2 separate regions of the Mus musculus genome follow, and region 2 is linked to region 1. A link is a loop called in an ENCODE intact Hi-C map of the cell type or tissue named here. Cell type or tissue: left cerebral cortex. All regions are shown on one strand. Region 1 overlaps Lamb3 (laminin, beta 3). Region 2 has its middle 11 kb from the start of Camk1g.

Region 1 (2,500 bases):
ATACAGTTCCTCATGTTGTGGTGACCCTCGACCACAGAACTATTTTCGTTTTCACTTCATAACTGTAATTTTGCTACTGTTATGAATTGTAATACAAATATTTGTCGTGCAAGACATCTGATATGTGACCCCTGTAAAAGGCTCATTGAACCCAAAGGGATTGTGATGCACAGGCTGAAAACTGCTGACAAACAGGTTAGAACAAGTGTTTCAGGCCAGTTTGATCAGGAAAAACCTTGTGGACAAAGGAGCCTTGAGTTTTGTGAGGCACGAAGGAGTCCAGGCACAGGCAGGAGAAGCTCAGTAGCTGGACAGAACTAGTGAGACAGACTAGTCTGCTTCCCCAGTCCCGAGGACAACCTCCAGGATGCTAACATCGGCAAGCACTGTTTTCCTCGCTGTATGGCACCTTCCGCCTTTTGAGGATGTCGTGCAGATTGGGCAGGGCAGTCTGTGAGAGTAGTCATGGTAGTCACTCAGGAAGTGATGACCACAGAAGCAAGGGAAAGCATGCTCCCTGATAGGAGTCAGGCACTGTCCTACCTGCATTCACTATTTACTGCCCAGAAAGAATGTCCTTTTCTCACGTGACAGACGGGGAGACAGGCACCAAGGGTTCCGTGCTTGCCTGGGGTCAGGAGACTGGGGGACTTGGAGCAGGCTATCCTGGCATGTCCCCTGAGCTCTAATTTTCCTTTGTTCCTGCCACTCAGCCTGTGAGTGTGATCCAGATGGAGCAGTCCAGGGAGCTCCCTGTGACCGACTGACGGGCCAGTGTGTGTGCAAAGAGTACGTGCAAGGAGAGCGCTGCGACCTTTGCAAGCCTGGCTTCACCGGGCTCACCTTCGCCAACCCGAAGGGCTGCCATGGTGAGTAGCAGTCCCAGGAAGGTGTGGGGTGGGGTGACATGGGCTGTCGGAGGTGCAGCTACCAGACCGAGCCTTGTCTCTGGAGTGTTCTCCTCACAGGGAGCCCTGCTCCGTGCATGTGTGCTTCACCACAGTCCTCCAGTAAGTGGCAGCACAGGCCTGGGTTGGAAGGTGGGTTTGAGTCAGCCAGTGCCAGGGTGGGCAGGCCGGCTGCCAAACCGCCAGGTGGCTGGGAAGGCGCAGTGGCCTTATGAGCAAGCCCTGTGACTTCAGTCTGGTCTCATTGCAGAGCTCAACTTTAGAGCGATGTACCGGCTCTGTACAGCATTAGCCTTGAATTCTGTTTGCAGAGTGAGAGTCTGGGACACAGTACCCTGAGGCAGGGCCAAGCAGAGCTTGGTAGGAAGGGTCCCTGGGGTTACTCTCTCCAGTAAGTCAGAGGGCAGGTGCTTTTCCAGTGCTGGGCCCTCTCTGGTGCATCCCCCCCCCCGGGGGGGCCAGCCTCTTTTCAGGAGTCTACCTATGCTCACCAGCCCTTCCTCCCTCCCACAGCCTGTGACTGCAGTATCTTAGGTGCCCGGAAAGATATGCCTTGTGAGGAGGAAACCGGACGCTGCTTGTGTCTGCCCAATGTAGTGGGCCCCAAATGTGACCAGTGTGCCCCTTCCCACTGGAAGCTGGCCAGCGGCCTGGGCTGCGAGCCCTGTGCCTGTGACCCTCGCAACTCCCTAAGCTCCCAGTGCAACCAGGTATGAGTGACAGGCCCTGGGGCTCTTCAGTCACAGAGGGATCCTACCCTCCAGTGTCTCTCATCTCTCCTTTACACTGTTCTCTGGCCTTCCTACAGCCAGGCCAAGCTACATCCGTCCCCTTTCCCCTTGGGGGAGGCCACCAGCTCTCCCTCCCTCTGTAGTTCTCAGCCTTGGGCCGAGCTTGTTTCCCATACCTTCTGGAACTCGTTGCTATAACTTGACTTTGGGCTTGTCTTTGAGTGGGAGCCCTAGTTTTGGGGAGTACCAGGTCTATAGAGCACCAGGTGTGGGGCACAGTCCCCAGAAGCAAAGACCAGAAGGGTTCCCCATGGCATTCTCTTTATTCAGTTTACAGGACAGTGTCCTTGTCGGGAAGGGTTTGGCGGCCTCACGTGTAGTTCTGCAGCCATCCGCCAGTGTCCTGACCAGACCTATGGACACGTGGCCACAGGGTGCCGAGGTACGTGCTTATTACATGATCATGCAGCAGGCATGTAGAGGGGAGGGATAAGGGGTGCTTGGTTGAAGGGCCTTGATATGGTTGGAAGGTGAATATTGATAGCCTGGCTAGCCCTGTGAGTATCTATACTTGAAGACTGCCTGGCCTCCCTGTGTCTGGATCAGGTTAACTAAGGTAGCTCCTCACATTCTAAGGTGAGAGGCAGGGGGCTTTGCTCCCACTCCCTGAGAGTAGTGGCCAGCAGCAGTGGAGAAAATGCATCTTGGGAGCTGGGGACTGGAGTGCTTCCCTGGAGTGCTTATATATCAGCAGTGGCATAGAACTGGAGTCTAATGACCAGCCTTGGTCTCAGCTCTGCCTTGTGGGGTCTAAGCAGTTTGCCCCTCTCATACTTCCTGCTCTTAAGGTGGAGGGAGGTG
Region 2 (2,500 bases), 50 kb after region 1:
CATTGATGGCAGGGCCTAAATCACTCCCGGCCAAGCTGTTGCACCAGCCCTGTGTTTGGGCAGCGGGCCTTCAAGAGAGATTGATAGAGAGAAGTGGGCATAACACTTCTGCTTTGTTTTGGCCTAAGGCACAAGAATGTGGCAAACGTGTGCCATGGCTCTGCCCAGAGGACTCCTGGTTCTGCTTCAAGGATGGCTCGGGCCTTACTCTGGACATCTCCATAACAAGCTAATCTTTCTCTGCAGCACTGGGAAATGTTTTGTACTTTCTTCACACTCGAAACTTTAAAGTTTGTTTTTATAAAAATGTGAACCCCCAGAGTACATACCTTAGTTGTCTTTAAATGCCTAGCATATAAAAATTGATTCTTTATTATCTCACAGAACAAAAGAATAAGAGACAGGCAAGTGCCAGAACTGTAGCTTGGGGGTGTGGTTTGGCTGGAGAATTCAGGCTGAGGGCTGTCAAGGAATCATCCTACATATGCCAGAGGTGAGGAAGGGATATTGTCCCTGCAGTGCTGAGTACAGACAGAGTTCTAACACAGGGGCTGTGACCCAGGGCCTGCATGAAGAATGAAGCTTGATCTGCTCTAGTGCTAGGTACCTAGGTACCTAACTAAAGAGGCTTCTGGGCTCCTTGAAGGAGAATTGTCATGTGACCAGGCTAGAGACCATCTGCACCTGCTGCTGAAGCTGTGAGGGTTCACGAGCCCACCTGTCAGTCAGCCAGACCCCTGACCACTACTTTATCATTATCTCTTCTGAGTGAACGCAGAGCTGCACTCCAAGTATCTGAGGATAACCCTGAACTTCTGATCCTTCTGCCTTTTGATAGTTCTGGATTATTAACCTGATGATATCTAGGATCATCTATGAGAACAGTCTGTGCACACCTGTGGGGAGTTATCTTGCTTAGGGTGATGTAGGATGAAGACAGTGGTACCATTCCCTGCACTGTATAAGAAAGAGGACATGAGCTGATGTTTAGTCATGGGTATCCTACTAAAGGGGCTTCTAGGCTCCTTGATGGAGAATTGTCACATGGCCAGACAGGGGACCACCTGTACCTGCTGCTGAAGCTGTAGACCTCACTGCAGCTGGCAGACTGAGAAATGCATATGTGCTTTCTGACTGTGGATGAGACGTGACCAGCTACTTCAGGCGCCTGCTGTCTTGACTTCCTTGCCATTGCAGATTGCACTCTTAAACTGTGAGCTGGAATAGAGCTTTTCTATCGCAAGCTGTTTTTGTCAAAGTGTTTTATCACAGTAACGAGAAGAGGCACATGCCCCCACCTCCTGTGTGCTGGGATTACAAGCATGTATCACCACACCTAGCTCTCCACAGCACCATGCTGTTCATTCTGAACTATCACTCTGCCAACTAAGCCGCCATCTCCAGCTTTAAATGTCAAATTCTCTTAACAACAGGGACTGCACCATACTCATCCTTGTTGCCTTAGTTCTCAGGAGATGCCTAGCACATGGTAAATATTACAAAGAACCCAATATGCCAGGTCTCCTAGGAGGCTGGTGAGGAGGGCCTGCAGGAAGCTCTGAGCAGAGCCTGGGAAAGAACCTCTATGTGTGTCCACTGTTAGACTCAGATAAAACCATCAGTTTCCTATGGAGAAATCCCAACAACATGCAGGCCAGCCAGCTTTCTTGGTGAAGTCCTCTGAGGTATAGTCTTCTTAACCCTGGAGAAGACATTGCTGGTAAGAGGGGACCTTGTGTAGAAGCAGGGCCATGGGACAAGCAATGAGTTGAATTCAGATGACATCATACTGCAGAAAGGTTGATGTTTGGACACAGACATACACACAGGAGGGGGTTCCATATGCAGATGACAGAGACACTGGTGTTTCTTCTGGAAGCCAAAGACACCTAAGACTGCAAGCAAACCCATCCAAAACTAGGAGAGAAAACAGAGAACACGCTCTCTCTAGATTTCCTGAAGGCTGCAGCTCTGTGAGCTCCTAGATCCCACGGCAGCTCTAACTTCCCTCCACCCTGTAGGGTGTGAAAACTCAACTTGGGTGGGTGTAGCAAGGAAACAGAGTCAGCTGGCAGGTCTGTTACACCCTGGAAGGAAAGCATGGAGACTCGCTCCTGCCCTCTCCAGCCAGGGCTATTGCTGGTGGTGTGGAATCGTCTTCACTCCTCCTGTTTTTTTGTTCTCCATCTGGAAACCCCCTCCCCCATGAGCTGTGTGCAGAATGCAGTGTGTCAGAATTCATCACGGGGCCAGCTGTTGCTGTATGTTTTGCGAAGCACAATTCCCACTTTGGGTCTGCCTGACAGCACACTTGTAAGAAAGCAAAGCTCCGTTTTGTGGTTTTGTGCTTTTAACTACCTAGAGACATGTTCATAAGAGCTGATTTGGCCACAGTTCCGTGGGACTATGCCTTTAGGAATGCCAAGCCCACTCCTAAGCTGGCTGGAGACCCTTCACAGTCTAGAGTGACTGCCTGGAGCCGGCAATAATTCCCAGACAT

The links. Peaks named below come from ENCODE experiments on the same cell type or tissue, not always from the same donor. Only the 100,000 strongest peaks of a DNase experiment are listed, where the experiment ranks them.
Region 2: it touches region 1 in a loop (5-fold over the local background); 19 of 42 quality-filtered maps call a loop at or near these places.

What each region holds. Positions count from the first base shown.
Region 1 is chr1:193,329,327-193,331,826 of GRCm38, forward strand. Lamb3 (laminin, beta 3) reads left to right here. Exons shown (of 23, transcript NM_008484.2): 11 at 714-869; 12 at 1,422-1,618; 13 at 1,970-2,081. Among named protein-coding and RNA genes, the nearest start is that of Gm51741, 13 kb to the right of the region's middle. In left cerebral cortex, a CTCF peak has its summit at 1,021; a DNase peak (open chromatin) is centred at 1,054.
Region 2 is chr1:193,379,786-193,382,285 of GRCm38, forward strand. No RefSeq gene overlaps it. Among named protein-coding and RNA genes, the nearest start is that of Camk1g, 11 kb to the left of the region's middle. In left cerebral cortex, no CTCF peak of the experiment used is centred here; DNase peaks (open chromatin) are centred at 1,346 and 2,106.